Linked DNA regions of Homo sapiens: region 2 is linked to region 1. Evidence: read pairs that join two places in POLR2A ChIA-PET (ENCODE). Cell type or tissue: Caco-2. All regions are shown on one strand. Region 1 has its middle 17 kb from the start of BLOC1S4. Region 2 overlaps TBC1D14 (TBC1 domain family member 14).

Region 1 (4,000 bases):
TAATTATAGCCTCCCCACTGCGCTTACTGGTAGCATTTTGTACAAGATGTTAGGGTTGCCTAGAGGAGGAAGGGGACCCTTTGGGAGAGACAAGGGGCTCTCACCCTCTGGTTCCACAATGACAGCACGGTATTCGCCAGTTCAGGGTCCCTGCCCCTGGAGCTCATGCCTGTAGCCGCCCCGTCCCACAGACAGAAGCACACACAGGCGCCTCTCCTCATGTGCAGCTGGCTCTGAGATTCATGGAACAAGAAGAGCCAACTCCTAGGAGGAGGCCAGTTCAAATTCTGCCTTTTTCCGGCTGTGTACTCTTGGAGAAGTTACACACCTCTCTGAAAAATTGTTGAAAGTAAACTTACTGCACAGGACACTTTCTGTGCTCAGTTATGTCTGCCGAGTTCAGCTGGCGTGCAGGCACTGCCACAGGCCCCGAGAAAAGAACGGGGTGCAGAGCAGGGGCTGCTTTCAGGGACCCGCCGTGCTAGTGAAGGTGGAACGGTAAAGAGGGTCCCGGGTTTAAGGGCGCGGGCAGTGATGGGAGCACAGACCCAGTGAGGCAGGGGAGGGTGAGGGAGGCCTTCTGCAGAGGGGGTACCCTGCAGACAGAGTCAGGGAGAGATCAAGAGACGGGGATGGCCAGGAGGGCACAGGGCTCACTGGCCAGGCAACATCGCCATTATTTCTGTTATTATGACTTCTCCTGCTGAGGCACAGAGAGGGTAAGACACCTGCCCAGGGACACCCTGTTAGAAGGTGGCAGGGCCAGGACTCAGCCGCAGGCCTGTCTGGGGGCCCCCATGCACACGGTGCACTGGTCTTCAATGGGTGCACAGGTGGGATCTCTTTTCTTTTCTTTTCTTTCCTTTCCTTTTCTTTCTTTTTTTTTAGATGGAGTCTCACTCTGTCACCCAGGCTGGAGTGCAATGGTACGATCTTGGCTCACTGCAACTTCCATCTCCTGGGTCCAAGCGATTCTCACCTCAGCCTCCAGAATAGCTGGGATTACAGGCGCATGCCACCACGCCCTACGAATTTTTGTATTTTTAGCAGAGACAGGGTTTCACCATGTTGACCAGGCTGGTCTTGAACTCCTGACCTCAAGTGATCCACCTGCCTTGGCCTCCCAAAGTGCTGGGAATACAGGCATCAGCCACCGCGCCCATGGGTAGGATCATGGGTAGGATCTCTGATCCTCCCGGTTCATGGATCTCCAGATATTACGCTCCAAATCCACCTTCTGCTTTCTTGACATCAAACCTAAGAAACAAGGGCCCACGACACTTTCTGCTTAAGCCTAAAGTGCTGGTAACCAGAAGGGACCCCGAGGGGACCCCCAGGTCTCTCTGCATCCTGAGGGGCTGCCGCTGTGGTTTCTCCCCAGTGCTGGGGACGGGGGGCCCTGTCTGACCTAGTGGCTTCTCATGAAGGTGCCCTTCCAGAGAGCCAAGCACCGAATTGGGCCAGCCCAGGTGGTCACTCGGCTCTGCTGAGGCCTGCTTGGATCTCAGGGTGACTGGCCCCGTCAGGGTGACTCAGCTGTTCTTGCAGCTGGGCGTGGGCTGATGGCTGGGAGCTCTCCAGGCAGCCCGCAGTGGCCAGGCCGCAGGAAGGCAGGCGGGAGCAGCCCGGGAGGACTCACCAAGTTCTTATTTTGCTTTTAAAGCCTCCAGCTCCTGGCCCAGGGAGCCAGGTACAGTCAACCTGTTGGAAAAGTGCCTCCTTCTCAGGGAAGCCTCGGGCATGGGAAAAAGCTAGGATGCTCAGAACCAAACAGGAACTGAAAGTCAGCCCAGCCAAGTCCTTCATTTCACAGCTGAGGAAACTGAGGCCCAGAGAGGCTGACCTGCTTGGGGTCACGCACACGTAGGGTGGTGCAGGCCTGTGATCTTTGCACTGGGCCCCCAGACCTCTCTGGAGAGACGTCACACTCCTCAGAACCAGCAAGCTGCTGGGTGATGCCACAGGACTCCCTGAAAAACCGGCCCGTTGAAGACCAGCACAGGGTGGGCAGGAGGGTCCCCAGACGGACCTGAGGCCCAGTCCTGGCCCTGCCAGTTTCTAACAGGGTGGCCCTGGGCAGGTGTCTTACCCTCTCTAGGCCTCAGTCTCCCCTCTGGCCACCTGCTGGGATCTCCAGGGGAGTTCAGTGAGTGGCAGTGTGCGGTCAGCCCGGTGCACACGGGGTTCCCTCTGTGCTCACCAAACCTCAGAGGAGGTGGCCCTGGAGCCTTGAAGAAGAGGACGCCTCCTGCCTGCCGCTGCTGGGGGAAAGCCCACCTGGCCCTCCGACGCACATATACACACGGACAGGACAGCTTGAGAGCACGCGGAGAATTTGCTTCTCCTGAGAGCAGGCTGGAGTTCAGGGGTCAGAGCGGGTGAATTTGGGCTTTCCCTCTGCAAAACTCACGTGTGAAACCCACTCATTTGTGCAACAAATATTTGCCGAGTGCTTGCTGTGTACAAGGTCCTGCCCCAGGGCGGGAGACAGAGCCATGACCAAAGCAAACAGAATCCTGCCCCATCGTCCTTACTTCCAGAGGGCGGGATCATCAACAAGAGTCACAAATGATCAAACGCACATGGGGAGTAAATAGTGATTGCGGAGCAGGGATCGGAGAGGGATCGGTGCCAATGAGAAAAGAGTTGAGCAGAGCAAGGGACTAGGAAGCGACGGGGATGGGAATTTTAGAGGGGACCCAGAAAGGACCAGCCCGAGCAGGTGACCTCTGAACACAGAGAGGAATGAGGTGAGGGCACAAGCCATGACGGTTTCTGCAGGAAGAACTTTCCAGGTGGGGGAACAGCCCCTGCAAAGGCCCTGAGGCAGGAGCCCCGTGTAACAGCAGCTCCAGCGAGCAAAGGACGGAAGGAGGGGATGAGGGGAGGAGGTGGAGGACACCATGTGTGGGTGTGGATTGGGAGAGAGGACCGCCCTTCCTCATCTGTGGTGTCGGCTTGTTCTGTTTCAGGGTGATAGAATTGCTCAGCCTCCACGAGGTAGGAAATCCCAGAAGACAAGGAGGTCCATGAAGCGGGGGATGAGAATCCCACCAGTTTGAAACGTGCCACGTTGGTGACGCTCCTTCCTTGAGGCTTCTTTGTCCCCCTCCCCAACCTCATTTCACACTCTGCTCCTCACACAATAGAGTCTCAGAAGGCCATGGCCACAAAGGGTCAGGGCACCAGCCTTGGGACAAGACCCAAATCATCAACCAGATGTCACAGCTGCTGACCCTGGCCTCACCCAGCCGCCCTCTGCCTTGCCTCCTGCGCCCACCCCAAGCCTTGACAAGAGCTGTTCCCTCCATTAGGAACGTGCTCCCTTCACTGTCCGCCCGCAGAGGTGCACATCTTCCGGGTCTCACACGTGGTGATGACTCAGACAACTCAGCCAACTACTCATTGACTGAATGAATACATTCACAGTTGTGTCTCCAGGGTCCTCAACTGATTCCATACATTAGCTGCGTACCTGCCGTGTACCATCCCTCTTTCTCAGATTTTCAGTCAGCAATCAGGAGACCTGGGTTTCAGCTGCGTGACTTGGAGCAAGTCACGTGTCTTCTCTGGCCCTCAATTACAATCAAATCTTTCAGAGCTGGAAGGGATCGTAGAGTTCTCCAGTCTAAGCCCTTGCCCGATGCATGGGACAGCTCTGCTGCATCCACGTTCTGTCATGACCCAGTCTCTCCTTGTTCACCTCCAGAGACAGGGAGTTCACTACCAAACTCCCAAGAAGGTTCACTCCTGGGTATCTTCCAGAGTCAATGAAGATCCCTCAGACTGGAAAAGGCGTAGGCATTAGCAGACCTGGTTCAGATCATACTTCTAGCTCTATGACCTTGGGCACGTCACTTAACCTTTGTGAGCCCAAGGTTTACTATCCGTAAAACGAGGATCATAATGTTTTCTGTTGGAGTTGTCTCAAGGATCAAGCAAGATGGCCAGGAAGTGCCCGGCACACTGTAGACTCCGGAGACATTTAAGAGATGTCAAA
Region 2 (4,000 bases), 190 kb after region 1:
CTGGCGACTCTGACTGTGGCCAACACATTACCACTGCCTTAGTTGCTTCATCAACTAAAGGGGATCATCTCGGACCAGCCTAAGGCCAGTCCTGAGTGAGATGATCTGTGGTGTGGTCTGTGGTTTTGTCGGGAAACTTTCTTCTCGAATGTGCTGACAGATAGGTATCTTGGTACCATGAGCACAGTTCCTGGTCTCAGAATGCAGTAACTCAGCGATTGCCCTCAGTGGGAGGAACCTGGGAACTTTGGGGGAGATCTTGTCACTATCCCTTCTGAGGCTGTAGCCATATCGCGGTGTTGCTGTGGTTAGATTTGTGTGGCGGAACTTCCCCGTGCTCAGACGAGTGTGTTCAACTGTCCCTGCTTATGAACAACACCTGGTACCCGTTCCACGCGGACCTCAGGATCCATCCAGACATACAGAATCAGAAGCTCAGCGAGAAGGGCCTGAGGATGGGTTTTCAGAAATGTGGGAAACCTTGCTTGAAATGGGTTTGGCCGGGAAACAGCATGGTGGAAGGAGTGTGGCTTTGGAATTCAACCGACCTGTGCCATGTCCAGCTCTGTGCCCTTGAACAAGTTCCTTCACCTCCCAGTCAGTTTTCTCACCCCTAGAACCGTGCGCGGAGGAGCGTGGCCCGTGTGCCCATTATGCTGTTGACGAACGCCACACGCTCACCTTTGTCCTCGCACGTTCTGTCTCCGCTGCCTCACCTGAGAAGTGGGGATAATGAGCCCTTCCTTCCGTGGCAGTGGGGATTAAAATGGGTTAGCATGTGAGAAATTTAATGCAGATCCAGACACGTAGTAAACTTTTAAGTATGAGTTGCTTGTGGCGATCATGGCCACGTTGCTCTTTCTGCCGCCGTTGTGATTCAGCTGACTGAGCTGTGTATATTGGATTCTCTTCCCCTTTGAAAGGAAGCATCGTTGGTTATGCAATTTCTAGATCATTTCTAAAGCTACCGTTTCTTGGAAGTCATACTCAGCTTTGTGCTGCAGGAAACAAGTGTCTCTTCTTTTATTCCTTGGTTCCTTATCCTCGTTGTGATGGCTGTGACATTGTTATTGTGAGCCTCTCTGAACTACCTTTGGGAAGATAATGGAATATAATGAAAAATGACTTAAAACAAGTGATGACATGGGCAGAGTCTAGGGTTCTTTTGTCCTAGAGTCTTAAAAATGTTAGAGAAGAGTTTCCATGTAGAGTTCCTTTGAGGGGAAAGGGTTTCTGTGCCAGAATCTTTAGAGCTCACTAAACATTTTACAGGTGAGTAAATGGAGTTACAGTGAATGTTCATCAATTCAGCCCAGGGCCTGGCCCACAGCAGGTACCCAGAGGACTGTGGGCATCGTGAGTCTTTGCTGAGGGCAGGGCTGGGGCTAGAGCTGGTCCTCTGGGGTTCCCAGCCCTGGCTTCTGAGCCATCCTGTTTCCCCACTTTGTCCCCTCACTCTCTTGCCTTCTGGTTTCCTTGTCCTCAGTGAATCAGTCTCTGGGTTATGGAAGGACGTGTGAACAGTGTAGTCTAGGAGAACATGCTCGGAGGGAAGGGTGGAGACGGGCAGGGATGACCTTGGCTGCTTGATGAGGTGGGAGCAGGGGAGTGACAGGAGGGCTGGCCAAGCCTGACCACAGCCTCCCAGAAGCGCAGGCCCGGCTTGCATTTGTCCTTCACCCACACTGTAATGAGCACTTCTGTCCCAGACTCCAGCCTGAGCTTTAGAGAGAGTCCCTCCCCTTATGGCGCTCATAGTCTGATGGGGCAGACAGATAAGGCATTTCACGGGCTATGGGGGCGGGCACAAGTGCTGTTACTGTGGGTGGGGAGGGGGTGGCACCGCAGCCGAGAGTGCTGGTTCAGGAGTTCATGCTGGCTGGGTTTCTCGTGAGTCCTCCTATTTAATCGCTGTGGGCCTTGGGCAAGTTACCTCTCTGAGCCTTAAGTAGGGGATAAAACTACTGTATAAGGTTAGAGATCAAATAGAGCATTTAACTTCTTGGCACTCCGGAAGTAGTAGCTTTCTGTGGTTCTAACAGAAACATTATCATTTCTAAAAAATACTTTTTCTAAAGCTTTCTCTAGTTCTCACTCCCATATTGTGCTTGCTTCAGTCAAGCTCTTGCTGAAGTCAAGAGCAGGGTCTCTCCCACTGGCCGATGTTTTGGGGTAGATGCGTCTTTGTTGTGGGCGGCTGTCCTGTGCATTGGAGGATGCCTTACAGCTTCCCTGGCTCCGACCCACGGGATGCCAGCAGCACTCCCCAAGTTGTGAGAGCCAAAAATGTCTCCAGACATTGCCAGATACCCCAGGGAGGGGCTGACAGAATCACCCAGCCTTTGAGAATAAGTGTTGGGATTTGCTTCTTTGAAGGAAATTTACTAATGTAATTTGAGGACGATTTTCATTTGTGTAGAAGAGTGGGACCATGTTAAGGGATCATATGAGCCCAGTGTAGATTAACAGTATTTATTTAGAAACCCAGACAGCAAGTGTAAGAGAAAGTCAGTAACATGCTTGTGGTGGGTTTATTTTCCACAGAAGATAGGGTTGGGCTTTGTGAAGCCAGGGGTTTAATCTCCTAATCCACATTGGTCTGGAAGTTGAGAATTAGATTTGACCAAGTACATCGTCTCTTGTGTAGCCCCTTTACGGATCTCTCAGATAATCTGAGTGCCCTTTGCTAAGGAGAAGTGTTTGAACTGCATTGAAGGATCAGGAGCTTGCCCAGTGAAGGTGTGGGGCAGAGGGAACAGCTTGTGGCAGGCTGGGAGGTGGGGGCACCTGGCTGTGTTTAAAGAACTGGAATGATGGATTTTTCCGGACCACTTCCCGACCTGGCTGGGAGCTCCTTGGGGGCAGAGCCTGTGTCTGGTTCACCCTGGCACCAAGTGTAATTCACAGGCAGAGAAGAATATTGGTGGTTGAGAGCAGGGGCTGCTCTGACCCAAGTTTGAACCTCAGTTCTGCCATTTTTGTACTGTGTGATCTTGAGGAGGTCACTTAGCCCCTGCGATCGCCAGTGTGTACTTGAGTGACATGGGGTAATGGCACCTCTTGTAAACAGTTAATATGAGGGGGCCGGGTGCGGTGGCTCATGCCTGTAATCCCAGCACTTTGGGAGGCTGAGGTGGGCAGATCACCTGAAGTCAGGAGTTTGAGACCAACCTGGCCAACATGGTGAAACCTCATTTCTACTAAAAATACAAAAATTAGCTGGGTTTCTGTATCCTGCACTGAAAGCTGACTAATTCAAGTAAGTACCGTGAGTTTTCATTTACATGTGAGGAAACTGAGGCAAGGGGTGGTTAAGTGGTTTGTCCAAGGATACAGGGAAATAGGAACAAGTTCATGCTTCTGAGGGTTGTTGGGATTAAATGGGGAGGAAATGTACATACATGGGACGCACTGGGCACATCGCAGCATGTTAATGTCTAGTCTATGTTTTTATGTTGCCTGACTGTAATTTACTCCTGCTTTGGCCATCTTAGAATTAGCTCTAGTGACCTGAGATGGAACATTGTAACTATGCCTTTTCTGTGCAAACAGTTTGTTAATATTGCTGGTGACTTTGCCCTGGCATTATGGATATACAGATGGCACCTGCTATGGACCTGCATTGCTGCTGGTGTGTATGAGCTTGTATGTTGCTGTGATCCTGAGAGGGAGTGCTGGGTGGTGGTCTCTTGATGTCACTGTTTGCTGGTGTGTGGTCCTCGGTAAGGCAGGTGCTCAGTCTCTCTGGGGCTTAGTGTCCTTGTTTGCAGAATGAGCTGAGGGGTACGTACTTTACATTAGAGTTGCGGCGATGAAAGGACCATTCTAATCAAGGTGTTGGGCTGCAGTTGTCAGGGAGTAAGGAAGCAAGAAGATTCGAAGGTGGGCAGACTAGTGCTGGAGGCCACTGGGTCAGTCCCTCTACTGTGTGATGAGGATCTGGAGAGAGATGTGAACAAAGCAGCAAAGCCCGTTGACAGCTCAGAAAGAAGTAACAGGG

The links. ChIA-PET counts read pairs that join two places held together with the same protein. Peaks named below come from ENCODE experiments on the same cell type or tissue, not always from the same donor. Only the 100,000 strongest peaks of a DNase experiment are listed, where the experiment ranks them.
Region 2: POLR2A ChIA-PET joins it to region 1 with 20 read pairs; 2 of 35 experiments call an interaction of 5 or more read pairs at or near these places.

The regions. Positions count from the first base shown.
Region 1 is chr4:6,731,260-6,735,259 of GRCh38, forward strand. No RefSeq gene overlaps it. Among named protein-coding and RNA genes, the nearest start is that of BLOC1S4, 17 kb to the left of the region's middle. RefSeq lists enhancers at 874-2,073, 1,485-2,391, 3,223-3,517. In Caco-2, no CTCF peak of the experiment used is centred here; a DNase peak (open chromatin) is centred at 1,541.
Region 2 is chr4:6,925,469-6,929,468 of GRCh38, forward strand. All of the region lies in intron 2 of TBC1D14 (TBC1 domain family member 14), which reads left to right. Among named protein-coding and RNA genes, the nearest start is that of TBC1D14, 18 kb to the left of the region's middle. In Caco-2, no CTCF peak of the experiment used is centred here; no DNase peak of the experiment used is centred here.